Regions from separate parts of the Homo sapiens genome. Here region 1 is linked to region 2. A link is a loop called in an ENCODE intact Hi-C map of the cell type or tissue named here. Cell type or tissue: chondrocyte. All regions are shown on one strand. Links, peaks and the distances in the headings refer to the core of each region. The heading gives the core; the rest is flanking DNA. Region 1 overlaps CCDC192 (coiled-coil domain containing 192). Region 2 overlaps CCDC192 (coiled-coil domain containing 192).

What was found. A loop is a pair of places that touch in the nucleus more often than their neighbours do. Peaks named below come from ENCODE experiments on the same cell type or tissue, not always from the same donor. Only the 100,000 strongest peaks of a DNase experiment are listed, where the experiment ranks them.
Region 1: it touches region 2 in a loop (2.4-fold over the local background); 18 of 110 quality-filtered maps call a loop at or near these places.

Annotation. Positions count from the first base shown.
Region 1 is chr5:127,867,833-127,883,884 of GRCh38, forward strand. It overlaps CCDC192 (coiled-coil domain containing 192), which reads left to right. Exons shown (of 7, transcript NM_001317938.2): 6 at 7,706-7,829. Among named protein-coding and RNA genes, the nearest start is that of CCDC192, 170 kb to the left of the region's middle. RefSeq lists enhancers at 8,065-8,114, 8,125-8,204. In chondrocyte, for the core only: CTCF peaks have their summits at 7,837 (motif pointing right) and 8,041; no DNase peak of the experiment used is centred there.
Region 2 is chr5:127,749,524-127,765,575 of GRCh38, forward strand. It overlaps CCDC192 (coiled-coil domain containing 192), which reads left to right. Exons shown (of 7, transcript NM_001317938.2): 3 at 4,745-4,852. Among named protein-coding and RNA genes, the nearest start is that of CCDC192, 54 kb to the left of the region's middle. RefSeq lists an enhancer at 2,682-3,881. In chondrocyte, for the core only: CTCF peaks have their summits at 8,169 (motif pointing right) and 8,376; no DNase peak of the experiment used is centred there.

The DNA of each region.
Region 1 (16,052 bases), core at 6,478-8,977, 120 kb after region 2:
CTTGATTATCAACTTCATTGATGTTTACTGGGTAAAAAGATTTGGCAGCATTACCCAAAGAAAAGAACCTGCAAGTAGAACCTCCTTAATCTCAGAAATGGGTTGGAATATGGCATATAGCATAATGCTCTGTGAAAACAGGTTTGCTAGTAGACATTGATCCAGCTTTTCTTTTTCTTTTTTTTTTTTTTTTCAAGTTGGCGAGATCTTAGTTGCCTAGACCGTTCTATCAACTTCCTGGACGTTTCTCCCTGTCTATGTATACTACATAAAGGGGCCAGAGCCCAGTCTTCCCTGGCTCTCTGTAAAGGGGGTTTAAGTGAAGGCTGCCTGCCAAAAAGTCCCGCTACTTCTGATACTGGAACCTTACACTTAAAAAATCTTAGGTCCCACTGCAGATTCCCATGACGTAGCCATCCCATTGCTCTTCAGTTCTTATGGCCAAGGAGCAGCATAATATGGGGTCAGAGAAGGGGGCAATAAGACAAGGAATCAGAAAATCTGGCTCTGAGTTTTGCTTCTTGGAGCTTTATATTAATGAATTTGGTAAATTATTTCATTTTCTCTGTTTCTACTTCTCCATCTTCAAAACGCTGGACAGTTTGTCCTCTAAGAGGGCATCCAATTCTGTGTCATCCAAGATTTGATGATTCCATCTGACTCTAATTCATACTCAGTGGTGAAGTCCATGTCTATAAGACTTCATGGTCAGAGGTTAGACACTGCTTTCCCTTGCTTTAAAATAGATTTATAGAATCTGAAATGCCTTGGCCAGGTGTGATGGCTAATGCCTGTAATCCCTGCAATTGGGGAGGCCAAGGCAGGCAGATCACTTGAGGTCAGAAGTTCGAAACCAGTCTGGTCAACATGACGAAACCCAGTCTCTACCAAAAAATACAAAAATTTGCTGGGCGTGGCGGTGGGCGCCCATAGTCACAGAGTGAGACTCTGTCAAAAAAAAAAAGAGAGAATCTGAAATGCCATCTTATCAAAACTCCCCACAATGTAGGACACTGGGTAAGACACTGAGGCATGCACAGCATAGTGATAGAAGGCAAAATCTGGAGATAGACCGCAGAGATTTAAATTGTGACTCACCATGTCACTTTGGGCAAGATACTTAAAACTTTTCTGTGTCTCAGTATTTGCACCTAAAAATAGGATTTATAATACTTCTCTTTCATTGGCTTGCTACAAAAATGAAATGAGGCCGGGCACGCTGGCTCATGCCTGTAATCGCAGCACTTTGGGAGGCCGAGGCAGGTGGATCATCTGAGGTCAGGAGTTCGAGAGCAGCCTGGCCAACATGGTGAAACCCCATCTCTACTAAAAATACAAAAAATTAGCTGTGCCTGGTGGCACGTGCCTGTAGTCCCAGCTACTTGGGAGGTTGAGGCAGGAGAATCACTTGAACCCGGGAGGTGGAGGTTGCAGCGAGCTGAGATTACACCACTGCGTTCCACCCTGGGCAATAAGAGCAAAACTCCATCTCAAAAAAATAAAATAAAATAAAATAAGCTAGTACATATAAAGTTCTCAGAATGATGCCTGGCATATTGTAGGTGGCCAATAACTGTTAGCACCTCTCTGGAACACTCCCAGCAATGGCCTGTCTACCACATGCAGGGGAGGGAACAGTGCCATATTTTAGGGCAAAACATTCCAATTTTTGGACAACTCTACTATTAGAAAGTTCTATCTTATCACTGGAATTCATCCCAAGTGTAAGGTTATCCCTTTATCTTGTATTAATTTGAAGTTTCTCTTAAATAAACACTTATACAGGCATCCTGGAAAGCAGAACATCTATTGTCAAATGCCACTTCTGTATCTAATAACTATTTATTTATCCTACAGAGGGAAAAAACTGAGACTTTCCTCCAACTATAGGCAAACTCTTCCCTTATAGTGAGTCAGGTTGTTTGTTGAATTACTGGGATTTCATTTTCTTTTTATTATAAATCCCAAACCTTGGGTTTCAGGAGTAACTAAAATATATTTCTATAGCATTTTGCAACATAAAATAAGATGAGTTGGGACTCAGATGGGAGGGCTACTGCAAAGAACTGAAAGGTGTTAGCTTTGATTTCCAAGATCTGACTCTCTTGGCTATCAAGCACCTACCAGTGGTCATGTGGGGTCAGGCTCTGGGTCAAGGTTAGGGTGATTCCTAAGGGTTTGTGTATCAACTAGCTCCCCAAAACTTTATCAAATTAAATAAGAAAAAGCTACGTCTTGCACTTGTGATTGTTTTTCATTCGAGGCATTTGTAAGAAAGGTTCTTCTGATCCATTCTTTGTCACTTTAGATGACTCAACAGAATGGTCACAATAACAAGAATCAATTCTGGATACTCCAAGGAAAGATACTAAAGGGAAAGAACAATACCTGGCTCAGAGTGCCCTTAGCTGGGTTCATCAAATCTTTCCTTTATTTCCTAGGGTCTCTAAAGATATCTTGGCAACTCATGCAATAAATGCCATCACACTTCACCAGCACACTTCAATGCTAAATTTTTGTAACCAAGCTGTCACATTGCCTTTCTAGGTTACCTTTAAGTAACTTAAAACAAAAACAAAAACAAAAAAACTAATGGTGCTATTGCTTAGTGCAGACTGAAGTTGTCATTGGAAAGAAAAATCAACATCTGGAAATAAAAAGACCTTGGTTCAAGTCCATTTAGCTGTCTACTCACTATACAACAAGGATTAGGTCCAGCTGAACTCTGGCAGCTCAACTTTCTTGTCTACATAGAGAGATACTAACACGGATGACAGGTTTCATCAATGGGCAGTGGCTGCTGAAAGTGCGACTAAACGATTGTGAATCCAGGGGTGCAACACAGGGTTAAAAAATCCCCAAATCAAAGGCCTGCCATGAACTGAAAAAGAACATACATGACACATATTTGACATCCCTAGACTTTATAATATTCTCCTGAGGGTATATAAATACGAAACATGTAAAATTGACTTTTAAAGACAAGTTGTATCCAAATTCTATCACTATTTATAAGTTTCATTACTATTATTGATTGGCTATTAGAAGAGAAATGCAAGGAAGAACCTATGTATACCTTCTGTATTCAAACCAAATTCTCTTTTATGTCTTCAATAGCGAGCATTTTGCTAGTGGGCCACTGAAGACAAAACCCCTTTGTTATACAGGCTCTCTAAGTGAAGGAGGCTGGGATGGACAGAGTAAATTTCAGACAAAGTGGGAGGAAGCTCTGCCCTGGCAGGCCCAAGAGAGAGCTGCCGTGAGGAGCAAGAGGCAGTGCCTTGGAGTGCTCCTCACATCATTACACGCAGGCAGCCACTGACTTTGCCTAGGCACCGGGCCAGCTCTGGCAGGAGATTGAATCAAGGCTATTTGCATGTCTGTTTTCAGAACATTAAGTTTTGTCTACCCATCCAAAGTGAGGAGATCAATGTAATCATGCAGAAAACTTAATTTCTAAAAAAAGAAGAAGAAATGAAACATCTTGCTTTCAATTAAGTATGAATTTTATTTTCTGTAAAGTATGATAACTCCCATTTTATTTTCTGTAACGTTTCAATTCTTCACTAAAACACTAAAGTATACTTAGAGAAAGTGCTTAGAAAAGATACTTTAGTGTTTTAGTGAAGAGTTGAAAATTTCTCTTATGTGTTTTAAGAGTAATGACAAAACCAGAAAGACATAACTACTACACGGCATAGTGTCGGGTAATGTCATTTCTATGTTATGTCCTTGGATCCCCACAGTAGTCCTATGACATGAATCTAAGGCTTAGAAATGTCATGTGCCAGGCAATTGGGTAATTGCCACGGTTTAAAGTATGTGGAAATACCCAGAAATTTTAAACAGTGCTGGCAACTTTGTGTTGACGCTCTTCTATGAATAGCTCCCTGGTTATTTCTAATTCTCATTAACTTGGAATAATGCAAGCCATTCAGCAATATGATACGAATAGATATTTCCTTTTCAAAACATTGCACAAATACATGATTTCCTCCCTCTTTCCACCCGGTAGGAGAAGTAGGAAAAGAGCACGGTAATAGGAATTTACCTCCAAGCTATAAAGCCTTCCTATCCTTTCAGTAATCACCAAAGAGAGTTCCTAGTTACTAAGGAGACCATAATAGACTGCATTAGATTCAAGTATGACATTTGGGTTGCCTGGCTAGTGAACGCCAAACAGCAAGGAAAATATTATTGTTGCTGAAATCATTTGATGTCTATGACTAATAAAAAACATGTTGGCAAATTGAATTGTTTGAAATGCCCAAAGGGCTTGGTTAAAGCTATGAATTAATAGCAAAGAGCAGTTCTTTCTGGAGAAAAGAAAAAAAAAGATGAAGATGTTGAACTATTTTTAAATGTATCTGAGTAATCAAAAGGTCTCAACAGAAATGTTAGACAGCCAATCTAAGTCTTTTATCCAATTTTTAATTTAAATTTCATTTTCTCCTCCCTTATAGCTAAATAATAAAGTGATATTTTGGTTCACATTATCCTTGAATTCTAAGGGACGCACAGGCTTTGTTAACCTTCTTATCTAGCTTCTCACAAATACCAGAATTATCTTTAAAGTATACCAACTGTACCAACCCTGGAGGCTTTGAGGGCTGAGATGTCCATTTACTCATGTGCTGTGCCCCTCGGGGAGCTGGAGAAAGCCAGAAGTGGAAAGAGTTGAGGGAAGCCCAACTTCCAGTGACCTCTCAACCCAAGTCCCACAGGTCACCAAGGGCCTGCCTGAAGATGTCCATCCAGTCCCTGCTTGATCTTTCCCAGAGCAGGAGGTCTTTGCCAGGATGCATCCTATCCTGTTCTGGATGCAGCTCTGATTGTGTGGAGGGCTCTTTCTCATGTTGTGCCAACATCTGCCTCCTCATGGTTTCTACCCATTGTTCTTCATGTTATCTTGAGAACAACATTGTTTGACTCAGCTTCCTCTCCTTTTGAATAGTCCCTTAGGTAACTAAAGTCAACTGCATGACTGCCCTGTATGCTGTAATGTCTTCTCCAAACTAAATAGTCTCAATTTCTTTCTCAGATTATAAGGTAAATATACAAATATATAATAGTAAGAAGAGACAGAACATATAATCACCATAAAAGACAGACAGCAAAGTGGTCTGGTAATTGAATATTTTTTTAAAAAGAGTTAAAATTTGTACCTAGAAAGGTGAAATTCTTAACTGATATTGAGAACCCCTGTGTCTGTCCACTGAGTTCCTGCATTCTATCCATCAAATTATTCCATCAAAATGAAAATGTAGCTTGGTAAGACTTTTTCTTAGTGACAGACACCATGCCAGCTCCTAGTGACTGTTCATTAATTCTCACCTCACTGCATTTATTTTTTCTTGTGTTTATTTACTGTCAATGCATACTTTGAGAAAAGTTTCTGGAAAAATACATATCTGCATATGAATAGTTGTGACATGATTTGAGAATTTGAATACCATTTATTAAGAATTAAGGGAGGGGCAATGTAAGGAAGATAAATCTTCAGTTCTTTCTCCCCCTAATATCTTATAATGAAAAATTGCAAACATACAAAAAAGTTGAAATAATTATATAGTAAACACCCATATAACTCAAAAACTAGATTCTATAGTGAATATTTTACTATCTTCGGTTTAACACGTATCTATTGTTTCTCTATCAAACTGTCTTATTTATGCATTTCAGTGCAACTTGCTCTCATCAGCACACCTAGTCCTTAACATTTCAGCACACATATTATTGTTAGTTCTTTTTGGACACTTTCTAGCACTCCCTTCACAATCTCTCTTGCCTCATTTTCCCTCATTCTCTCCACTTTCTCAATTTTCATTTCTGTGCCCTTCCTCCTACTCTATATCTCCAAAGTTCTAAATTGTAAAAAGAAAGTGTAGAAATTTGAGCATGGAACAGTATTGAAGTGGAAAAGGTCAATGGTTACCATCCAGGACCTCACAAGGTGCTGTCACCACAGGCCTGGGATAGATGAGATCCTCATGAACAAGTTGATCCAAACCAACTCACCAGAGACAGAGGTATATATTAAAATGCCAACTTAATAATTGAAAAACACAGCTGTCCAGCTGTCAAATACCCAGACATATTTCTTGGTCAGCTTGGTCTCTCCTGAATTAATCTACATGACAGGCCAAATTATGAAGGCTTTCAGTGAATGGAGGCTCAGAAGAAGGGAATTCATTAGAAGGTCTTCATGACTTGGAGGCAGAGACTATCAGCCTTCATGTTTCAACAGCTGGCCAGCATCGTGTCTGACACCCAGAGGATGCATTCTAATAATTAGTGCCACCTCTTTACAAGTACTGCCATGAAAACCAGGCCTCTGTGTTGTGGCTCACGGTACCTCTCACCTGGATTGTGCTGGCTGAACCCTGCCTAATTCTACCCTCTAACTCCCCTTAAAGAAGTTCCATGACTACCATTCTCCTTCGAGTAACACATTTCTTTTAGCCATGTTCATGCCATTAACTAAGCTTTAGTGAAGTGCTGATCTTCCTGTTTGGGGTCTAGAAGATAACCTGATCTGGGTGACCTCCCAAAGGTTTAGATCTCATAAATCATCCAGATGATGTATGTAGTTGTACTGGCAACAAAGCAAAAAGTGAAATGAGGGGTCTTTGAAATGAGAGGCCTGTTTCTATTTAAGACCATTTTTGATAAATTGATTTTACTGGTGTTACTCTCAAAGAGGAGAGTGGTTCCCTACTGCCTGAGTATAGTGCCTTCAGAGGCCAGGGAAGAATATGATCTTACCTAGTGAGCAAAAACCATCCCTTCCCTATCTCAAGATTTATGTCTGATAAGAAATGTTAGTAGATTATTTTCCCGGCTTCCTAATTACCAGCCCACAAAGACTTGGCAAGGTGAGCTCTTCAGTGGAAAGGTAGCTATACAAAAGCAACACGAAAGCGCAAATGCAACACCTTTCACAACAGACAGCTTCTCCAAAGTTGCAGATAAATCCAATTTTAATGAATCAAATCTACTCTGAAACCCTAAAAGGAACTTTCGAGTCATGAAGTCTCGAGGTGAATCCTTTGATTATGTAACAAGTTCCTAATGCAGTTCTCCCAAAGATTTCGATCTCATAAATCAAATTATTTTAGAGTAAGGCATTCCTGTTCATTACTGCTTAAAAACCATTCTTATGCTTGACGCTTTCTTACCCTTGACACTTTCCCTGTATGGATCCCATACTAAATATCAGAAAACACCAGCGTTTGGTGGTCGTATCACACTTTAGAGTGTATTTGAAAGCAAACCATTATGGTGTTGAGGGGGAAATGACTTAGAATCAAGGCTCTATTTCATATGAGTCTACTTACAGATGGGAAAAAAAATCTGATACTAGTAGGCATTAGTACCTCGGTGGCAAATGCCAACTGGCAAGTAGAGTTCTTCTAACTGCCTCTATTATAAGCAACAGGGTTCTGACCCAGGTAAAAACTCTTCAACAGTGTAAAAGATACTATGATGAAGAGAGTGGGCTTTTTTTTGTTGAGGGTTCAAACACTCTGACAGGAGCACATACACTGTTTCACAAACCTCAAACAGGACTCAATCTAGATAAACAGGGAGTGTTTCATCTAAGCAGGCTTCAAAGGCAGTGTTTGTTCAGACATCATTCATTCCTTTTATTTCTTTGATGCGTCTGTCCCTAGTGATGGAAACTCTTATTTTTTTTTTTTTTAAGAAACTAAAGCATGAAAAGAAAGTGAAAAAACTACAGACTGATTTGGCAACAGCTAATGCCATCACAGTTCTGGAACTCAATGAGAAGATAAAGACTCTATATGAAGGAAAGCCAGCCCCTAGAGGTCAGTATTACCACGTGACAGATCCACACTGGCCCGTCAGCTGGGTGATGTATGTAGTTGTATTGGCAACGAAGCAAAAAAAACGAGGCTACAGGCCTGGTCTGACCTCTGTGTGGCACCAGTAGAGACAGCACATGAACTACTAACTCCAGGCTGGATTCACTTTCACCTTGAGAGGGGCAGGGAATGAATAAGCGGTTTGCTCGTTAAGGGAAAGTCTGTGAGGCTGAAGAGCTAGACTGAAATAGATCTGAGAAGTGTCACTGCACAAGCTGGGTGGTAGCAGGGGGAGGGCAGGGCGTAAGAAGGAAGGCAGGTGCCTGCAGGGACTGAGCTCTGGAGTGAGACAGAGCTGTCTGAAAGCACAGGCTGACAGACTAGGGCACAGGGAAGAGAACAGAATTTTTTTTTTTTTTTTTTTTTTACCAATAGGCAAATGAACCAGAAACAAGCAGAGAAGGCTGGCTGGAGATGAAATGTGGGTAGTTCAGAAAATTGTTAATAGCCACATTGGTTCTGACTTTTTAAAAAAAGACTTCTCCAGCTAACAAATTATAAACACACCATTAGGCAACAAACAAGCAAACAACAAACAAAAAAACTCCAAATCTCAGACTGTAATTTTAGCAAGAATACTAGTTAACAATTAATACAGTGCTATGGGCCAGGTATTTTGCTAAGCATTCCATGTCTATTTAATTCTAAGAATAACCTCTAAGGTAAGTACATTTAAGAATTCCCTAAGAATAAGCAGAGGCTTAGAGATGTGTGTTACCTTGCCACTGCACAAGCAACACTTGGAGAGTCACCCTCTAGAGCAGCCGCTGACCATACCCTAGTGTGCCTTTCCCAGCTTTGGGAGACTCAGGGCATTCCCTCTGCTATGTCACAGTAATATCAAACTTCACTCCTGCCTGGTGAATCTCTTGCAAAGCTGTGGTTCCTGGGAAAAATGTCTTCCTTTGATGTGTGCCACTCTTGCAAAGCCAGGAACATGCCATCGTTCTTACTCTGGCTTTCTTTATTACTCATGAGTAATTGTGGAAAAAGAGGAGCAATGCAGAATCAAATGGAGGAGGAGGAAGCAGGCGATGTGGTAGTTTCAGAAAGGGAGACACTCCCAGCACCTGACTACATGGTAAAGCTTTTCATGTGAATTTGATATTCATTTTCAATTTCGTATAGTGCTTTCCCAGGATTCAAATGCCATGTAACATTGTGAACTTGAAACAGTTTTTTCTTTCAATGAAACAACATAAAGGCAGTTTGTAAATTTGCTTTTACCACCATGAAACCTAAAAGAATAAAATCCGTCACAGAATATTATCCATTTAAAAGTCCTTATTCTGAGGCATTAGCCAGATTTTCCACTGGTTTCATTAGAAGAAACTGACAATGATTGTAGAGCACATTGGAGAAAGTTCCCCAGCTCGCTTACGAGAAGCTTTCAACTTTTCAATTGCGTTTTAAACCCGGTGCAAAAATATATATATATAATCGCAAGGTCTCTAATTCTTATTAGTTTCATTTTTTTCAATATTATTTACTGTATAATGACAATTTTGTTTCTTGGATATTTTGATAGGGCAAAATTTAAATAATACTGAGGGACTAGAACTCTAATGGCTTGGGATAGGGAAGAAAACATTAAATCTTACCCTTTTTTTGCCCATTATTCTCTTTATTTTTGTGGATTTTTTTTTTAAACTACCTGTATAGAAAAACATGGGTATTTATGAACAGATGCAAATTTAAAATTTAAATAAAGCCAGTCATTGTAAGATCCATTATGGATCAAAACAGTGATTTTCTTTTGGAGCTACATGTTGCTTCTCTTATTTGGTGGGGAAACTAAGTCAGTCGACTGACATCTAGCACTAAGATCCTAAATCAAATATTTGCACATTCTTGCTCTTCCACAGGCCCCTTGCAGCCTCACCCACATTCAATAGTCCGGGAGGTTGTCAAGGCCATTGTTGTCCCAGAATAATATTAACTGGCATTCTCAGAAATCTGGTCACCTTGGCCTCTGAATTCACTTCAGAATAAAGTGTGAAAAGATGTCCAGTAACTTTAATACACAATGACCCCTATTTAATCACAGGACAATGAGGGCTGGCCCACCCCCCCACACACATATTTCTGGACCTAGAACACCACCACTCCCCTGATTATCTTGTAAAATGTTTGTTTTGGGTTCTCAGACCTCTGTTTGCAAATGAAAGATGCTCCAGTCATAACAGCTTAAGGAGAAAGGGTGATTTACCGGCACATGTAAACAAACCAAGAGAGAGCATTGCACTAGCCTTGGAGTAAGATGGATTCCAGTCTAAAGTACCATCAGGAAACACTGTGTCACTCATCTCTGCTTCTCTCTAAAGATGGATTCCAGTCTAAAGTACCATCAGGAAACGGTGTCACTCACCTCTGCTTCTCTCTGCATTGAGACTTGATTCTCTCAGGCTAGACTTCAGAAGAGAATGGAAATATGGCCACAAGCAGCTATGGGCTGCCCTCCTTATCATATAATCTCCAGGGAAGAAAGAAAGCATTTTTCCACTAACTCTAGTTGGAAAGTGCAAGAAAGAACTCAGTCCTAGCTTAGGTTGGGTACCCATCTGTGGATATGAACCAATCTTTGTGGCCAGGGCTGAGGAAATAAGGTTGAACAAACTGTGGTCATGTCCCCACCACTGGGTGGCAGGGTAGAGGGAGTAAATGTGGGGAAGGAGAATGCTCCAGCTGGCAGCTCCTACGAAAAGCACAGAGCTGGATTAGGAGAAATCCACTTTCTTAAAGGAATATCTCATTACTGGAAAGGAGTGATAGGCAAAACCAATATCTCCTAGCCAGGCATGGTGATGCATCCCTGTAATCCCAGCTACTTGGGAGGCTGAGGCATGAGAATTGCTTGAACCTGGGAGGCAGAGGTTGCAGTGAGCTGAGATCGTGCCACTGCACTCCAGTCTTGGTGAAAGAGCAAGACTCTGTCTCAAAAAATAAAATGAAATTGCCTTGGCGATGCGGGCTCTTTTTTGGTTCCATATGAACTTTAAAGTAGTTTTTTCCAATTCTGTGAAGAAAGTCATTGGTAGCTTGATGGGGATGGCATTGAATCTGTAAATTACCTTGGGCAGTATGGCCATTTTCATGATATTGATTCTTCCTACCCATGAGCATGGAATGTTCTTCCATTTGTTTGTATCCTCTTTTATTTCCTTGAGCAGTGGTTTGTAGTTCTCCTTGAAGAGGTCCTTCACATCCCTTGTAAGTAGGATTCCTAGGTATTTTATTCTCTTTGAAGCAATTGTGAATGGGAGTTCACTCATGATTTGGCTCTCTGTTTGTCTGTTGTTGGTGTATAAGAATGCTTGTGATTTTTGTACATTGATTTTGTATCCTGAGACTTTGCTGAAGTTGCTTATCAGCTTAAGGAGATTTTGGGCTGAGACAATGGGGTTTTCTAGAGCAATCCTAAGCCAAAAGAACAAAGCTGGAGGCATCACACTACCTGACTTCAAACTATACTACAAGGCTACAGTAACCAAAACAGCATGGTACTGGTACCAAAACAGAGATATAGATCAATGGAACAGAACAGAGCCCTCAGAAGTAACACCGCATATCTACAACTATCTGATCTTTGACAAACCTGAGAAAAACAAGCAATGGGGAAAGGATTCCCTATTTAATAAATGGTGCTGGGAAAACTGGCTAGCCATATGTAGAAAGCTGAAACTGGATCCCTTCCTTACACCTTATACAAAAATCAATTCAAGATGGATTAAAGACTTAAACATTAGACCTAAAACCATAAAAACCCTAGAAGAAAACCTAGGCATTACCATTCAGGACATAGGCACGGGCAAGGACTTCATGTCTAAAACACCAAAAGCAATGGCAACAAAAGACAAAATTGACAAATGGGATCTAATTAAACTAAAGAGCTTCTGCACAGCAAAAGAAACTACCATCAGAGTGAACAGGCAACCTACAAAATGGGAGAAAATTTTCGCAACCTACTCATCTGACAAAGGGCTAATATCCAGAATCTACAATGAACTCAAACAAATTTACAAGAAAAAAACAAACAACCCCATCAAAAAGTGGGCGAAGGACATGAACAGACACTTCTCAAAAGAAGACATTTATGCAGCCAAAAAACACATGAAAAAATGCTCATCATCACTGGCCATCAGAGAAATGCAAATCAAAACCACAATGAGATACCATCTCACACCAGTTAGAATGGCTATCATTAAAAAGTCAGGAAACAACAGGTGCTGGAGAGGATGTGGAGAAATAGGAACACATTTACACTGTTGGTGGGACTGTAAACTAGTTCAACCATTGTGGAAGTCAGTGTGGCGATTCCTCAGGGATCTAGAACTGGAAATACCATCCCATTACTGGGTATATACCCAGCCATCCCATTACTGGGTATATACCCAAAGGACTATAAATCATGCTGCTATAAAGACACATGCACACGTATGTTTATTGCGGCATTATTCACAATAGCAAAGACTTGGAACCAACCCAAATGTTCAACAATGATAGACTGGATTAAGAAAATGTGGCACATATACACCATGGAATACTATGCAGCCATAAAAAGTGATGAGTTCATGTCCTTTGTAGGGACATGGATGAAATTGGAAACCATCATTCTCAGTAAACTATCCCAAGAACAAAAAACCAAACACTGCATATTCTCACTCATAGGTGGGAATTGAACAATGAGATCACATGGACACAGGAAGGGGAATATCACACTCTGGGGACTGTGGTGGGGTGGGGGGAGGGGGGAGGGATAGCACTGGGAGATATACCTAATGCTAGATGACGAGTTAGTGGGTGCAGCGCACCAGCATGGCACATGTATACATATGTAACTAACCTGCACAATGTGCACATGTACCCTAAAACTTAAAGTATAATAAAATAAATAAATAAATAAAATGAAAATAAATTAAAAAAAAAACAAAACATCTCCAATACACCTTCAGCTGGTGGTCAAGTTAAAATATAGTATAGGCCAGGCACGGTGGCTCACACCTGTAATCCCAGCACTTTGGGAGGCAGAGGTGGATGGATCGCCTGAGATCAGGAGTTCGAGACCAGCCTGGCTAAAATGGGGAAACCCTATCTCTACCAAAAATACAAAAACTAGCTGGATATGGTGGTGGGCACCTGTAATCCCAGCTACTCCAGAGGCTGAGGCAGGAGAATCACTTGAACCTAGGAGGCAGAGGTTGCAGTGAGCCGAGATTGCACCACTGCACTCCAGCCTGGGTGACAGAGTGAGATTCGAGCTCAAAAAATAAAATAAAATATAGATACATACATACAGTGTAATACTTAATGAGCAACCCATACCATGGGTATTTGTACTTTAAAAGTCGATTCTTCTCAATGAACAAAAGACCTTCATGATCTAAGAAATAAATCTCCAGTGGTATAATTTCAGACCCCATAATAAATATTTCAGACCCCATGATAAATAGAGAGTGAACCACTTTGGAAAAGGAGTCCCCTTCTAGCCTTCAGTAAGTGATACATGGTCACCTACTCTGAAGGCTTGCTTTGTTGTAACAATTATATGGCAAGAAGGGGAAAAAAGTGTTGATTCTAAGTGACATTTGTTACCTAGATTAATATTCAGCTATTTCTCTGTTATAGTTACAAACTGATGCTTACAGTTCTAACAAGCAGATTAATGAAATGTTTCCAAATAAATTAGAACTCCTTTTTACCTCTGTGTGATTTTTCCTTGCTTGGTTCATTTTCTAAGCAGTCTATAGGTCATTCAGGTCTGTCATTCAGGTCTTCTGATCAGAGGGATCAGAGGGATGTTCCAAAATATTAGGAATATTTTTAGGCATATTCATATTCAAATTAATGAAACAGTGTGCTACCAAACTTCTTTCTTTTTAAAAACATAAACACAGTAAACTATTTCATTGGCAGTGTGCTTAAATTACCTCCAAGGAAATAAACGATTTAAGTCGATGGAAAGTTCAGCTGAAAAGAAAAGCCCCTTTATTACAAAACTGGCACAGCAGGAAACTTACTTACAGCCTGAGTGTTGTTTGTTGATTTTACTTTGTTCAAATAATCACAACCCAAGGCGGATTCCTTCCATCATTTCCACACCTGAAATGCTTACAGCTCTATTTAGCAGAACTCAGTAAAACACCTATTGTATCCCTTCAAAGCTTGAGTCCACCTTTTGGTACACTTCAGTATGCAGGAACCTAAGGTTAAATTTTAAAACAATCCTTGTGACCGGTTGTGGTGGCTCACACCTGTAATCCCAGCACTTTGGGAGGCCAAGGTGTCTAGCCTACACATGCATGTCCCCATTATCCCAATGAAAGTCCTGGCAACTCTAAAGTTACCTCTTTGTTTTACTCCCATTAAGGAGGTACTCCTCAGGTAGTGCTGGTACATTCCAGGGTAGACTTATCCAAGACTCAATGTCTGAATCGAGCCAGCTACACTTTTGAGGGGAAGCCTGTAATGGGATTGACATTTTAGTGATTTTTCAGTGACACATAACTTTTTAAACACTACACAACTTATCCCATTTATTTTAAGTATCAAACTATTGCTATCCTACATTCTTGAGAAAGTCCGGAAATATATTTCTTTGCCGACACCCCAGAGCCAATTCTCATTAATATTTTAAAGTGTATCTTTTATCATGATGCCCACCCCTAGGCACTCAGCTCAAACCTCTCTCTTGCAATATTCTTTTTACCTCTCCACCTGTGAAATTCCTCAGGATCAAAGTTCCTATGGCAACTAGGTGTTAGGAAAAGAGGGATTTGGAGGTGATAAAAATGTTCTGGAATTAGATATAGCAATAGTTGCACGGTATTTTTAATATAGTAAAGCCATTGAACTGTACACTTTAAAACGGTTAACGTGGTGAAATTTATGTTATGTGAACTTTATCTCCATTAGAAAATAAAAAAACAGTGATTAAAGCAATCCTCACTAACACTGACTAACAACCCTGTCAAGTGTAAGTGTATTTTAAAGAAAGTGCGTTGGGCCTAAATAAAATCTTGAGTTGGCAGCATTCCAAGCATTTAGAGAGAGGTCATGTTAATATTTATTGGAATAAGACTAGGCGTGAATAGTTGTCCACTTGGGTGTAGGTCTGTTGAACAATGTCACCTTTTCCTCTTCTAATTTCTCCCAGCCTAGCTCTTTCAAAGCTGTTATTCCCCAGACTAGCAACCAATTATTTGACCAAGAGTTCTACAGGTAACCTTCTTTCACCACTGAAAACAGATATTTGTTTTACCAGTCTACCTAGGGTTTTCTAAGAAAGTAACTAGTCTGGTCTTGGAATTTCACTGTTTGAGATGCTGGGACTTCGTCAAAAACCACTGCTCACCATCATCAGACTTTATGGAGCTCAGGTTGATATGTAGTCAAAAGCACAGTGTTTTTGCACTCTGCTCCCTACTCTCTACTATGTCCAAGGGTGCTATTGCCTTGACAGAAAATGACAAGAACTTATGAAAACAAAAGGCAGAGATGTCTCCCCCACAGGAATCATTATCCCACCATTTGCAGGAAGGAATTTACTTTTACAGCACTACCACTGAACTTTCAGATACAGAAGCTATACCAAGATGGGATATTTTACATTTAGACCAATACACACCAGCAATTAACAGTGGGAAAAAATAAGAGAGCATAGGAGTGATCAGTTAAAGGTGTACTTTCTAAATATGATAAATTCCTAAGGAGTTTTGATATTTGCCTTACAGAAATAGCTCATATTTAACTAAAAAGTTAAATGTTAAAAAATCTATAGGTCTCATTCAGAGATTGCCTGTTAGTTATCTCTTCCTTTGTCCACTGAAAGTATTTTCCTGAAATAGAGCCACTATATCCCTAAACCAAAATCTTCTTCCTGATTTCAGAACTTCCCGCAAGGATAAGCATCTGTTTCAGGAGTCCCTGCAGAGCTTAGAGATTTATTGCACAGAAGATCTCAGGAAATGTTACTTCTTCCAGCTGGAGGCTGTGGCCTAATTCAATATGTACAAATTTAGTGTGATTGTGATTTTCAAAATGTCATTTTAGAGACCTGTAGGCTTAAATAGCACTGACGTAAAAACTAAGCATTGATCAGGACTTTGTTGGTTGCAAGTGACAGAAACCAAAATGAAACTAGTTGAAGCAGGAAAGGGATGTATGAGC
Region 2 (16,052 bases), core at 6,940-9,439:
ATTGAGGATTTTTGCATCAATGTTCATCAAGGATATTGTTCTAAAATTCTCTTTTTTGGTTGTGTCTCTGCCCGGCTTTGGTATCAGAATGATGCTGGCCTCATAAAATGAGTTAGGGAGGATTCCCTCTTTTTCTATTGATTGGAATAGTTTCAGAAGGAATGGTACCAGTTCCTCCTTTTACCTATGGTAGAATTTGGCTGTGAATCCATCTGGTCCTGGACTCTTTTTGGTTGGTAAGCTATTGATTATTGCCACAATTTGAGATCCTGTTATTGGTCTATTCAGAGATTCAACTTCTTCCTGGTTTAGTCTTGGGAGAGTGTATATGTCAAGGAATTTATCCATTTCTTCTAGATTTTCTAGTTTATTTGCGTAGAGGTGTTTATAGTATTCTCTGATGGTAGTTTGTATTTCTGTGGGATCGGTGGTGATATCCCCTTTATCATTTTTTATTGTGTCTATTTGATTCTTCTCTCTTTTTTTCTTTATTAGTCTTGCTAGCGGTCTATCAATTTTGTTGATCCTTTCAAAAAACCAGCTCCTGGATTCATTAATTTTTTGAAGAGTTTTTTGTGTCTCTATTTCCTTCACTTCTGCTCGGATTTTAGTTATTTCTTGCCTTCTGCTAGCTTTTGAATGTGTTTGCTCTTGCTTTTCTAGTTCTTTTAATTGTGATGTTAGGGTGTCAATTTTGCATCTTTCCTGCTTTCTCTTGTGGGCATTTAGTGCTATAAATTTCCCTCTACACACTGCTTTGAATGCATCCCAGAGATTCTGGTATGTTGTGTCTTTGTTCACAGTGGTTTCAAAGAACATCTTTATTTCTGCCTTCATTTCATTATGTACCCAGTAGTCATTCAGGAGCAGGTTGTTCAGTTTCCATGTAGTTGAGGGGTTTTGAGTGAGATTCTTAATCCTGAGTTCTAGTTTGATTGCACTGTGGTCTGAGAGATAGTTTGTTATAATTTCTGTTCTTTTACATTTGCTGAGGAGTGCTTTACTTCCAAGTATGTGGTCAATTTTGGAATAGGTGTGGTGTGGTGCTGAAAAAAATGTATATTCTGTTGATTTGGGGTGGAGAGTTCTGTAGATGTCTATTAGGTCCGCTTGGTGCAGAGCTGAGTTCAATTCCTGGGTATCCTTGTTGACTTTCTGTCTCGTTGATCTGTCTAATGTTGACAGTGGGGTGTTAAAGTCTCCCATTATTAATGTGTGGGAGTCTAAGTCTCTTTGTAGGTCACTCAGGACTTGCTTTATGAATCTGGGTGCTCCTGTATTGGGTGCATATATATTTAGGGTAGTTAGCTCTTCTTGTTGAATTCATCCCTTTACCATTATGTAATGGCCTTCTTTGTCTCTTTTGATCTTTGTTGGTTTAAAGTCTGTTTTATCAGAGACTAAGATTGCAACCCCTGCCTTTTTTTGTTTTCCATTTGCTTGGTAGATCTTCCTCCATCCTTTTATTTTGAGCCTATGTGTGTCTCTGCACGTGAGATGGGTTTCCTGAATACAGCACACTGATGGGTCTTGACTCTTTATCCAATTTGCCAGTCTGTGTCTTTTAATTGGAGCATTTAGTCCATTTACATTTAAAGTTAATATTGTTATGTGTGAATTTGATCCTGTCATTATGATGTTAGCTGGTTATTTTGCTCGTTAGTTGATGCAGTTTCTTCCTAGTCTCGATGGTCTTTACATCTTGGCATGATTTTGCAGCAGCTGGTACCAGTTGTTCCTTTCCATGTTTAGCACTTCCTTCAAGAGCTCTTTTAGGGCAGGCCTGGTGGTGACAAAATCTCTCAGCATTTGCTTGTCTGTAAAGTATTTTATTTCTCCTTCACTCATGAAGCTTAGTTTGGCTGGATATGAAATTCTGGGTTGAAAATTCTTTTCTTTAAGAATGTTGAATATTGGCCCCCACTCTCTTCTGGCTTGTAGGGTTTCTGCCGAGAGATCCGCTATTAGTCTGATGGGCTTCCCTTTGAGGGTAACGTGACCTTTCTCTCTGGCTGCCCTTAACATTTTTTCCTTCATTTCAACTTTGGTGAATCTGACAATTATGTGTCTTGGAGTTGCTCTTCTCGAGGAGTATCTTTGTGGCGTTCTCTATATTTCCTGAATCTGAACGTTGGCCTGCCTTGCTAGACTGGGGAAATTCTCCTGGATAATATCCTGCAGAGTGTTTTCCAACTTGGTTCCATTCTCCCCATCACTTTCAGGTACACCAATCAGACGTAGATTTGGTCTTTTCACATAGTCCCATATTTCTTGGAGGCTTTACTCATTTCTTTGTATTCTTTTTTCTCTAAACTTTCCTTCTCGCTTCATTTCATTCATTTCTTCTTCCATTGCTGATACCCTTTCTTCCAGTTGATCGCATCGGCTCCTGAGGCTTCTGCATTCTTCACGTAGTTCTCGAGCCTTGGTTTTCAGCTCCATCAGCTCCTTTAAGCACTTCTCTGTATTGGTTATTCTAGTTATACATTCTTCTAAATTTTTTTCAAAGTTTTCAACTTCTTTGCCTTTGGTTTGAACGTCCTCCCGTAGCTCAGAGTAATTTGATCGTCTGAAGCCTTCTTCCCTCAGCTCATCAAAGTCATTCTCCATCCAGCTTTGTTCCGTTGCTGGTGAGGAGCTGCATTCCTTTGGAGGAGGAGAGGCACTCTGATTTTTAGTTTCCAGTTTTTCTGCTCTGTTTTTTCCCCATCTTTGTGGTTTTATCTACTTTTGGTCTTTGATGATGGTGATGTTCAGATGGGTTTTTGGTGTGGATGTCCTTTCTGTTTGTTAGTTTTCCTTCTAACAGACAGGACCCTCAGCTGCAGGTCTGTTGGAGTACCCTGCCGTGTGAGGTGTCAGTGTGCCCCTGCTGGAGGGTGCCTCCCAGTTAGGCTGCTCGGGGGTCAGGGGTCAGGGACCCACTTGAGGAGGCAGTCTGCCCGTTCTCAGATCTCCAGCTGTGTACTGGAAGAACCACTGCTCTCTTCAAAGCTGTCAGACAGGGACATTTAAGTCTGCAGAGGTTACTGCTGTCTTTTTGTTTGTCTGTGCCCTGCCCCCAGAGGTGGAGCCTACAGAGGCAGGCAGGCCTCCTTGAGCTGTGGTGGGCTCCACCCAGTTAGAGCTTCCGGGCTGCTTTGTTTACCTAAGCAAGCCTGGGCAATGGCGGGCGCCCCTCCCCCAGCCTCGCTGCCGCCTTGCAGTTTGATCTCAGACTGCTGTGCTAGCAGTCAGCGAGACTCCGTGGGCGTAGGACCCTCTGAGCCAGGTGCGAGATATAATCTCGTGGTGCGCCGTTTTTTAAGCCGGTTGGAAAAGTGCGGTATTCGGGTGGGAGTGACCCGATTTTCCAGGTGCCGTTCGTCACCCCTTTCTTTGACTAGGAAAGGGAACTCCCTGACCCCTTGCGCTTCCCAAGTGAGGCAATGCCTCGCCCTGCTTTGGGTCGCGTCGGTGTGCGCACCCACTGACCTGCGCCCACTGTCTGGCACTCCCTAGTGAGATGAACCCGGTACCTCAGATGGAAATGCAGAAATCACCCGTCTTCTGCGTCGCTCAGGCTGGGAGCTGTGGACCGGAGCTGTTCCTATTCGGCCATCTTGGCTCCTCGCAGTTCATTGTTTGTGGGGTTAATTGGAAGCAGCTGCAGCAGGAGTATTCACAAGAAAACAGGACACACCCACAGCCAAGCTATAGGAAGGTCATCATCCTAGCATGTACAAGGTTTTCCAACTTTTCATATTTCTTTCTAATTATTAAGTATCACAATAGCAAAAGAGTAGTTAGGAAGTGCTCTAATCTCACAAAGGCCTGTACCTTGTGTTTTCCTACCAATTTTGCATACTCTTCAGCTTGTAGCTGAGAAAAAGTAACTTTAGAAACATTTTGAGTCCAGGCGCAGTGGCTCACACCTGCAATCCCAGCACTTTGGGAGGCTGAGGCGGGCAGATCACGAGGTCAGGATTTCAAGACTAGCCTGGCCAACATGGGGAATCCACGTCTCTACTAAAAATATAAAAATTATCCAGGCATGGTGGCGCGTGCCTGTAATCTCCAGGGGCTGAGACAGGAGAATCGCTTGAACCCAGGAGGTGGAGGTTGCAGTGAGCCAAGATCGTGCCCTTGCACTCGGCCTGGGCAACAAGAGCAAAACTCTGCCTGGAAAAAAAAAAAAAAAAAAGAGAAAAAACTTGACAGGCAGAGTCTACACATCTGCTAATTTAAGTCATATTAGCCAGGCTCTGGGGAAGAATGATCTGATTCTAAAACATGTGGTATCTTTGCTTTAATGACATATGCTAAGAAGGTGAAGATGAGAGGAAACAGGGTTTCTCTGAGTTCAGTTGACTCTGTTCCTACTGTTAGATGACTGTTAAAAACATAGGCATTCTAGGTGACATCTTCCATCAGGAATGTGAAATTTTCATCCTAACCTTTTGGAGTAAGAATAAAAGTTTCAAAGTAGTCAAATTCCAATGACAGTTATTTAATCTAACTTTCTAAAGCTGTTCATTGTCATCATTTATTTTTTACTCTTTTTACTTTGTATATTTTAAATGAAACTATTGTTAAAACATTTTGCTGTTTTATTTCCATGTTAAGAAAAGGGGAGGATTTGTGTGAGTTTATCAAGCCTATCATTGATAAACTCTTATGGATCTTATCAAGTCCATAAGATTGTTTGAGATGCACTCAAACTATCCATGTCAAAAAGTAATACTTGATTTTTTTTTTTTTAAAGAAAGCGTCCCTGGATACTGGACAGATGGCGTTTACCTTGGCCCAACTTGAGTCCTTGGAGATTTGCCTGAAAGAAGCAGAAGAAAAGGCTAAAGCTTTATCTGAACAGGTAACACCTGTCATGGGAACTGGAAACAAATGTTCCTCAGTGTGCAGCATGGCAAGTGTAAATGTAAACACACGTTTTAACCTCTCCCTCTACTGATACACACACACACACACACACATACACACACACACACACACATTGCAGTATGCCCCCCCACCCCACACACACACAGCATTCCATTCATTTTAGACATAACAGTGCTTACTTTAGTCTGTATGGACCTTTTCAGCGTTTAAAACTTTTTTCATCTTTATATTTTATTTGACTTTCATTCACCACAGGCCATGAGTTAGGCAAACCTTCTTTAACTAAGTGATCTTCCTGAATAAGCAAAGCATATTTGCATTATAAACAGATAAGCTCAAAGATAAAATAAAGCCTATTGGAGCCATGCAGAAGTAATTTTCTTTTATTTTTAGGAAACTTTACTTGGAAGAGAGTTTTTCAAATATTGACATCCCTCTTGGGTTTTTGAAACTTACAGAAGCAAAGCAGCAGGTGATAAGTGGAGCCTGGTCTGCCCCAGGTGGCCTGGACACGTTATAGGTGCTTTGCATGTACAGCAGCTCCATGATTTCAGAGACAGTGGCTGTGGGTATAAGTAAAGCTCAGACCAGGGCTGGAACATTTCCCAATAAGATTATACTTTGCAAATAGTGCAGCTATTGTTGCCTTTCCCCCTGGTCAGAGAGGCTTGGCCCCAGGGGACAAACTGCTTGGAGTCTCGGTCCCCCAGTGCTCTCTTTTGGTGACAGTCAGTGAAGGGAAAAGGATGGAGGAGGCCCTGCAATGTTAGAAATGTTTATTAATTTCTTCTGGATTGATACATTTAGATAAAAGTATATTTTAGATACATTGGAAAAAAAGAATTTTAAGGTACTTTTAATAAAGGTAGTCTCCCTGTATAGTGAAACCTAATTGCATCAGAATTTTAGCGGAAACTAAGGAGGAAAGGTGCTTGTGTTATGAGAAAAAGTATAATTAATATATAATTTAGTGATACACACACAAATGCCCTTCATTTCTTTTTCAGCTTACCAAAAAAGGTGCATCCCTTACTTTGGCATGTATTTATTGTTTACTGACTAAATGCGATTGATGCAAGCGGTCACAGGGGGCTTGTGTCAATTAATAAAAATGTGTTGCCCTTTTGGAAAAGTTTCCATCTCAGCCTCAAGCCATAGCTCTAGCCTGCCAACTGTTGTTTTTTTTTTTTTCTAAAATAAACAAAAACAAGCCTCGAACTGTGGCAAAATTAAGAATTACCAAGAACGTAATGATAAACATAAGGTACCATTTCAAAGCAAAAAAAAAAAAAACTAAGAATTTCAGAGTCTCCAAATTGGGAAAGATTTTTCAATGGATAACTAAAAAAGGGCACCCATGCTGGGATTAGGTTACACTAAGAAGGTATATAGGATTTTTTTTTTTTTGGTAATCAAATGGCTTTTAATGATTTCTCGTTTGAATCAGTAAGATTGAATTCACTCATAAAAGTACCCATTCCTGCACTTTGGGAGGCTGAGGCGGGTGGATCACGAGGTCAAGAGATCGAGACCATCCTGGCTAACATGGCGAAAGCCCGTTTCTACTAAAAGTACAAAAAAATTAGCCCAGCGTAGTGGGTGGCACCTGTAGTCCCAGGTACTCGGGAGGCTGAGGCAGGAGAATGGCGTGAACCCGGGAGGCGGAGCTTGCAGTGAGCCGAGATTGCGCCACTGCACTCCAGCCTGGGCGACAGAGCCAGACTCTGTCTCAAAGAAAAAAAAAAAAAGTACACATTATTTTTGTTCTTGATGAAATATTTTTATCCAATGCAAATGTAACCACCCAATCAATGGGTTCACCTTGCCCGCTGCCTAGACAGAATCGATTTATCAAGACAGGGGAATTACAACGGAGAAAGAGTAAATCACAGAGCCGCAGAGCCGGCTGTGCAGGAGACCGGGATTTTATTATTACTCAAATCAGTCTCCCTAAGCATTCAGGGATCAGAGTTTTTAAAGATAATTCGACGGGGAGGGGCCCGGGAAGTGGGGAGTGCTGGTTGGTCAGGTTGGAGATGGAATCATAGGAGCTCGAAGTTAGGTTTTCTTAATGTCTTCTGTTCCTGGGTGCGATGGCAGAACTGGTTGGGGCAGATTACCATCTGAGTGGTGTCAGCTGATCCATCGAGTGCAGGATCTGCAAAATATCTGAAGCACTGATCTTAAGCTTTACAATAGTGATGTTATCCCCAGGAGCAATTTGGGGAGGTTCAGCCACAGGCTGCATGAACCCTAAATTGTAATTTCTAATCTTGCAGCTAATTTGGTAGTTCTGCAAGGGCAGATTGGACCCCAGGCAAGAACAGGGTCTTTTCGGGAAAGGGCTGTTATCAATTTTGTTTCAGAGTCAAACCATGAACTGAATTCCTTCCCAAAGTTAGTTCGGCCTATGCCCAGGAATGAACAAGGACAGCTTAAGGGTTAGAAGCAAGATAGAGTTGGTTAGGTCTTATTTCTCTCACTGTCATAATTTCCTCAGTTATAATTTACAAAGGTGGTTTCACAAATAGCTCCTAATATTTAAGATTCTTAGCTGGATGATCTCTTTATATAACACCAAACAATTAGATGTATTTATTTTTTCAGTAATATAGCAGATTAAATATATAAAATGGAAACTGGATTTCACTTAACTTTTTTGTACCTACCATAAGTAAGGTGCTGGTTAGGTGTTTTGTGGGAAAGACATGTAAGCCAGAGCTTCTCTACCCAAGTAGCTCACAGAGAATAGAAAAATTGGAAGACATGGAGAATGAAAATAGGTGTTTATATGACTCCAAGATAAACTGCACAATAGCATTAAGTTGCAGGATCTGTACATGTTAATTGTACTAAAGGATAGTTCTTGAAGTTGCCAAATTTGCATAACCAAGTGAGTTTAATTGGAAGTTGGCCATAGTTTGAGGAAAGGGAGAGTATGATGTGTAAAAGCACATTGCAGCCATTTTCAATATTATATTTTTAATTAACTTGAGCATTTTATGAGATCTGGCTGTCTTCATTGTTACTGTTGAGAGGGGTCAATCAACACTGTTGTCAGAGGATTTAATCCTGAGATTTTTGCTTTCTCCAATGTTTAGTCTCTTCCTTGAAAACATAAAAACTTTAAGAACAGTCCTCTGTCCCCTATTTTAAAATTTAAGTCAACATTAAAAACATATGGATGAGAGGATAGGGAAAGGGGAGAAACTGATATTTCCTAAGAATGTTCTTGAGAATATTTCAGAATAGAACACCTGTCACAAACAATCAAACATTTGTCCACTGGGTGCCACTGTCTTCCTTACCAGGCCATGCCACTAAGGGATTGCAGTAAGACTGTCTTTAGTGTTAAAGACAAGGATTACACACACACACACACACACACACACACACACTCTCTCTCTCTCTCTCTCTCAATCTGTGTGTATGTGTGTGTGTGTGTGTGTGTTTGAAGGAATATTTTTGCCTGCTGTACACGTTAAGGCTTTTTCTAAATGTCATTAATTTAGGATTTGTCACAAGGATGTTGGGAATGCTAGCTTGCCTTTACTGGTAACCCAAATTATGGGCTAGCCGGGTGAAGTAGAATGAGGTGGGGAGTGTGGAAGACACGACAAGAACCAAGATTTGTGCTGGAATGAAGCAGTGGAAGCTTGCAATATTATCAAACAATGGATCCTGCCTTTGAGAAAAGGGTTAATCTCACTGTTATTCAAGACCTTATCTGTTAGCTTTGCCTCTGAGAACACAGATTTAACTCAGAATGGAAAGTATAGGTGCCTAGTGTTGTTACCTGCATTAATCATCTGTTGGTCCTGGGCCTAAATTTGTGCAAACTGGGCATTTCTAAGGTCTCCTTCAGCAAGGTCCACTGTTACAAAGAAAAAAATTAGAAATAGCCAACAAATAAGAAGGTTGTGGCCACTTCCTCCGATGAGGTCACACAGTCAACAGAATTCTTTGTTGGGCTTCACTTTAGCTTACAATTATTCTTTATTTCTCTGCAGCCAAGTCACTAATGTCAAAATAAAAGAAATAATGGGATCAGGATAACTTGCAATTAAGACTTATAATCTGGGTTAGTCAAGGCTTTGAGAAATAACTGCACCAATTCAGCCAAAGTAGAGTGAGAAAGTGTCATTTGGCTCCAACTTCTAACCTAGGTTATAATGATAAACCACTCAACATATTACCAAGTTTTGCTTAAGAAAATACTTTATTGTATTTCCCATAGGTTAAGATCAGGTGGGAGGAAAACTAAATGCCTGGATGTTGGGTAATAGATAAAAAAAAGGGTGAATAAAAGGGAGAAAAGCTGTTAGGAATGTGAAAGAAAGATGAAAAGTAAAAGCATTTCTAGAGAAGCCCATAAAAAATAGTTTTTTCATGTGTGCTGGCTTCTATCACCAGTGAATATAAGAGGACAAGGAAAGGGACTCTGGTGGACTGCTGTTTATGACCATACACAAGCAAATAGACCATACAGCTTTTGTGCTGAGACAAAAGATAGTGTCAAGAAAACCCATACTTTTGCAATGAAGTCTGGATCCAGATGCATGCCAACATAGAGCTTATGAGGTAACATTCCTTTTGGCAGCAGTGTTAGCCCAGAGTCTCTCCCATTTATCAATGGCTTCTGGTTCCCAGCTCCAGGTATCAGATCAGGGAGAGCCCAGGCTTTGTTCCTGCTCCACTATCTGCTAGCTTTATGGCCTTGGGCAATTCACTTTGTCTCCCCAGCTACAGTTGTCTTATCTAGGAGGGTGTAAACATGCTAGTTACATAGGGCTGTTGTGAGGCTGTTATTAAATGGGATAGGTATCTGTCCCTCTGTCCCTTTGTGGTTATTATGGCTGAATGTTTCTGTCCCCCTGCCAAAAAGAAAAAAACCATATATTGAAACCTAATCCACAATATGATAGTATGTGGTGGTGGGATCTTTGGTGGATGATAAGTTCTTGAGGGCACTGCCTCAGGAATGGGACTAGTGTCCTTATAAAAGAGACTCAAGGGATCTCCCTCACCCCTTCCACCATGTGAGGACAGAGCAAGAAGCTGCCATCTGTGAACCAGGAAGCAGACCCTCATAAGACACCAGATCTGTTGGTGCCTTGATCTTGGACTGCTCAGCCTCTAGAATTTGAAGAAAGAAAGAAATTCCCATTGTTTATATGCTAGCCAGTTTATGGTATTTTGTTATAGCAGCCCAAATGAACTAAGACAGTAGGTTCTCAAAAACATCTGTTTATTTTCACTCCTACCAGTGGTCATAGCAGAACTGTGTAGTTCTCTTTATGCCTTCAGCCACATAAATTAACGAGTTCCAACCTACCACAAAAGTCTTTCTTTCTCACACACACACACTGCCCCGCTCGCTACCCAAGCTCCCTTGTCATAACTTGGCTGGCTTTTCTACTATCCAGTTTTCTCTTCTACTCTTTCTCATCTCTTCATCTGGTAAAGGGATTTTAGTTCTTTAACCTTGTCTTTCCTTTCTGCTTCATCTCTTGGAGCTTCTGTCTGTTTCTGTCCATTATCTGATTTTGTACAGACTGGGAGCTGTTTTCCTTGGCAAGCTGGGGCAGGGAGGGTGTCAGGAGGTGAATCCAGTAAGGACTATGTAGTAAGAATTCATTTCATATATCTTCTGGGTACCATACCTAGCAAAATATAGTTACATATGAGAAAACTTTTTAAAGTTCATGGAAAAATGGAATTAAACAATAAAAATAAAAATTATAAATTTTATTTTTCAACATAAGCTTCATCAATTTCAAGACACTTTTGAAGTGATGATACCAGCCCTTTAGTCCACCTTAAAGAACTGAGGGTCCTGGGGATTTAACCATTTTAATACAGTGGTTTTTTTTTTTTACATCATTAACTAAAGAAAACTGAGTGCTCTTTAAAGGTTTTTTAAGACTGGGAAACAAAAATAAGGCAGAAGCAGCCAAATCAGTACTGTAAGGAAGATGCCTAATGATTTCCCATGGAAACTCTTGCAAAGTTGCCCTTTTTGATGAGAGGTCTGGGTTAGCATCTGGTACTGAAGCGAGATGAGGTAAGTTTCAAAACTTTACATTTATAACAAGTTCCCATCTCGCTTTAGTACCAGATGCTAACCCAGATCTTCAGGCTGAGGTTCTTTTTCACCCTTGTCCTGTGTTCTCCAACTGCATGGCTAACACGGTGCAACCCCATCTCTACTAAAAAATACAAAAAATTCGCCGGGCATGGTGGCAGGCTGAGATCGCGCCACTGCACTCCAGCCTGGGTGACAGAGCGAGATTCTGTCTCAAAAAAAAAAAAAAAAAAAAAAAGGAAAGTTTTAGGAAGATTGAAAAATAATAATGCTCCAAGAGCCCCGTGTTATAGTTTGCAGAGATAATCTCAGCAAGACAGAAAACCAAGTCTTAAGTTAGCAGAAGATGGCAAGAGCTGAACTCTAAGATACCCCTCCTTGTTGGAGTCGTATGATGAGACTCCTGGAATGTAAGAGGTGGGGATAAATTACCCGTAATTTGTATTTGAAGAAAGAAAATATTATGTGTATGTTGTCAGAATGAACAAGAAAGTTAAAGGAAATTCAAGAGGAGGCAAAAACGCAAAAGAAACACTCCGTTCTGAAAAAGACTTGTATCTATTCTGACTGGCTCCCCAACATCCTGCTCCCCTTCAAGCCCATTCTGGCTTATTGCAAGAACCTAATTTGGGGCATTTGTGGCTTTGCACGCTGTTCAAAGTCAAGATCAAGCCAGGTTTAGTTTCTTTGCTGTTTTTTCTGTTTGTTTGTTTTTGTTGGTCAGCACTCATTTGTTCATTTAACAATTGTTTATTGAGGATTCACTATATGCCAGGTACTATATCTAGAAGTGGGAACACAGCAGTAAACAAGATTGATAAGACCCCTGACTCATGGAGCTGACATTCTACTGGAGGACACAGATAGCAAACAAATAAACATTGAAAATACATGGAGCTTCAGATGGTGTTAAATACTTTGCTGGGCCACACTAAAGGGTATCTGTGGGACTACGCTTAAACTTAAATCCCACTGGGAAGTCTGGTTCCTGAGAATAACCTTGTGGGCCCTTGTCCTTGAGAAGCTGGTGACTGTAGCTCTATGTGCATGTGTATGTTGGAGTGTGTGTATGTTGGAGTGTGTGTGTTATTCCTGTTGTTTTTGATATGAAACAATAAAACCTAAGGCCAAATTATTGCTCTAGGTTAGATCAAGGTTCTTGGGGCTCAGGTTTTCTCTTCAAGATGGCATTTTCAAAGAAACGGGAGGATTTTAATAGTTTACTTTCTCTTGAGAGTTTTAACTATTTTGCTAATATTTACCCTAAATTCTTCAGGTATATTTATGTGTATTGTTATAAAGCTTGGACTAGAAACAAACAACGCCCCACCAAAAAAACTAATAAGTTATGTTTGACTCTAATCAGCAAGAAATTATGAATCATTTTATGCCTAAGGCCCTAACAAAACTCCCATTATTTCTCTCTTAGTACATCTTAGTGTCCAGTCTATCTTTTCTTTATGTTTAGGAATAGAAGGAACAAAGATACCAGCAAATTTTTGATACTGAATTTGTGTATTGAGTGGCTAAAAGTAATCTGATGCATACTGAGATTATCCAAAAAATGCTCTGTTTTTTTTTCATTGTTTATATGCAACAGTGGATCTTTTGATGTCAAGTTTATTTGAAATAAACAATGTGCCCTTGGTAGGAGTATTCATTTCTGCAAATGCTCAGAAATTATGCTTGACATGCCAATCTGAAATCATGAGTTTTGTGAATGAGTTTTTGTTTTCAGAACTATTTTGAAGTGTACTTTAATGCCATAAAATCACAAGCAGTCTGTTTGACCCAAAATGAGTTCCTTATCAACATGAAGCCCAGTTATCAGGAACTTCATTAAACAATTTGGCTAGCCAGAGTTCTGATTGATTTTACAGCAGACAAGTTCCCTCCTTATTAAAAAACAAAACAAAATCCAACAACTTCTCATTTAAGCAGATGTTCATCTTCATCTTGTTACTGGGTTGTTGGCATAAATTGGTAGCCTCAGAGAATGCAAGGAAAAAAATAGAAGCTGGTGAAGAGATGGTGTTGTTTTGAATAGAGTCAAACACAATGACAAATCGGCTTCTGTAGTATATTGTTGTTGCAGGCGGGATGTGTGGATTGTTGGCCTGTTACATAACTAAAAACTTCCTTTTGCTTGTAAATGTCAAGATCAAACAGAGGTCAGTTTTAAATAGCTGACCGGTGCTAATAAATGTGACTTTCTTGTCTTGGAAAAAGCAAAAAGCCTCATGCCTTAAGAGTCATGGCTCTGCTGTTAGGAGGAGGTGTCTTTGTGTATGGGCTTAACCTGTATTTTGTTCATGAGATTTTCTTTGAGATGGTAAATGAACTTTCCCTTTGCTTATTGTCTACAAATAAATTAGTAAGTTAGGTATATGCTTTTGTTCAATTATTCATTCAATAAATATTAATCGAGTTTATACTATGAGCTAGGCATTCTGTTTGGTACTTCTGTGAATTTTAGCTATGTATTTCTCCAAACAGTCCTGGAAAATTGTATATGCCATTTTGCAAATGATGAAAGCTCTTTTGTGGGTTTGCAGCCCTCTTGTCTGCTCCTTCTATAGACTCTCCTTGGTGATCTGACTTTAGCATACACAATCTGCTGAAAAGCCTTAAGTCCTCACTACTAGTCCAGGTCTTCCCTGACTTCAGACCTAATTATGTATACTGAACAGCTCCACCAAGGTTCTCACAGACAACTCAAGCTCTCCATCTCCATCTCCAAAATTCAACTTACCTGCTTCTTGCCCCAAACCTGTTCCTTCTCCCACATTCCCTAGGCCAGTGATCAGTGCCACCAGCCACACTGTGCTGCTTTGATTCTTTCCTTTTCCTCATGCCTCATATGCAATCAATTGCTGAGTACTACAGGTGATGACTCCCAAATCACTCTTGAATCCATCTTTTTTTCTCTATCTCCACTATCACCATTTTTGTCCAGGCTACCTTCTGCAGTGCCTCTCCTGACTTTACCTTCATTATGGCCCTTGTTTAATGACTCCTCAACACTACACCAGAATGAAGGTTCTATAACAAAGATCTCATATTTCTCAACTTTAAATCTTAAATTAGCCTGATTTCACTGTCAGGGTCAAATCTGTCCTCTAACAGATCTTACAATGCCATTTATGATCCGACCACCTGCTTGTTTCTCCAGCTTTACCTTACACCACTCCCTGTATACCACTATTACACCACTTTCAGTTCTTTAAAGGTATCATATCCTCTCTCACCTTTCTAATCTAGAAAAAACAAAGGCCTCATTTCTTAGAGTCAAATTATCATTAATACACCCCTTTCCCTCTGCTTCTGCCTAGAATTTCTCTGCTAACTTTCTCTACTTCCTCTTATCGCCTTACTCATTATCCAAAGAACCCCAAGAGACTTCTTTTCAGATCCTCAGTTAGATGCCATTCCCTCCAAAATGCACTTCTTCTTCCTTCAAGTTTGGGTTAGATGTCCTTAGGTGCTTTCATAATCTCTCTCCCACCTCCCGCCGATAATAATTGCTTGTCTGTGTCTCCCACTATACCATATAACACATGGAAGAAGCTCAGACAGTAACTCCTCTGAGGTCCTAAGCCAAATTAGAATTCATTACTTGTCCCTTTTCTGTCAAAGCCCATGTTTTTTCCATTATACATTTGGAGTTGACCCCTACACAAGGAGGGCCATTGAAGGAGGCACATTCTGATCTGTGCTCAAGAGAGAAAACAGTGAGGGACTGAGAAGGACAGATTTGAGAGACCAAAGCCAGGCATATCAATGTGTAGGCTCTTATAAAAATCCAGTTTGGAAATGATAAAGGCCTAAATTATTGGTGGAGAGAAGACAGAGACAAGATATATTTATGAGTTGGATTTGGTGATTAATTAAATGTAGAAGTTGAAGGGAAAGTAGGATTCAAGACAGATCCCAAGTTTCAGGTGACTACGTAACCTGTGGTTACCCAACTATCTTATGTTAGAATCATTAGATGTTAAAAATGATTCATTTCTTATGGACAACTCCATGCAGGCTCAATTTACCACTTACGCTATAGATTCTTCATCCAAGTTTTGGATGATTTTAATCTCCTTTTTTAGATCTTCTGAATCTTGCAATCCTTGGATATTATGTCAGATCCTTTAACTCTGGGGTGTCTAATCTTTTGGCTTCTCTTGGCCACATTAGAAGAAGAAGAATTGTCTTGGGGCACTTGTAAAATACATTAACACTAAGAATAGCTGATGAGCTAAAAAAAAAAAATTCACAAAAAACCTCATACTGTTTTAAGAAAGTTTACCAATGTGTATTGGGCCACATTCCATGCCATCCTGGGCCACATGTGGCCCACGGGCTGCAGGTTGGACAGCTTATTTTAAGCCATTTCCTGGAAATAGGTTTTCTTCTATTTTTCAGTCCCTGGAGCTTCAGGGAGAAAATTTTGGAAGACCATGTGTTTTGTGTATGAAGATCTCATTTATTAGCCTCAGAAAGTGTTTAATGTTGAAGTCTGGAGTTACACCAATGCAAATCTCTTGAGGTTATTGAATGAGTGTATAGTGACATGCAGTGGTCTAGTACAGAGGTCTTCAAAATTTTGTCCAGCAGGTCCCTTGGAGGTTCCTAGCACTCTTAAATGATCTTTAAAGTTAAAAGATTTGGATAATAGTTAAAATTATTTGGATAATAATACTAATAGGTTATTATTCTTTTCTACTATCATTCTTTTATGGGTGGAGGAGAGTCTTCCAGATTCTACATGGCAGAATGTATGCAGAAGCAGATATGAAAGTCCCAATGTCCTTTATTAAACCAGACATTAAGGAAATATGCAAAATGTAAAACAATACCACTTTTTTACTGTTTCATTTTTGTTTAGTTTTGAAAGAGTTATTTTTAATTAAAATATATTTTTGTGTTAGGATATACTGAGTTTATTTTTAAACAAATTAATAAAAGCACTTTTAAATTTCTAAGTTTTACTTTCTGATACAATAAATATCAGTAGATATAGCCCACATTAACAAAAACTTTTTAAAGTCCCCAGTAATTTTTAGAGGTGTAAAAACGTCCTGAGCATCAAAAGTTT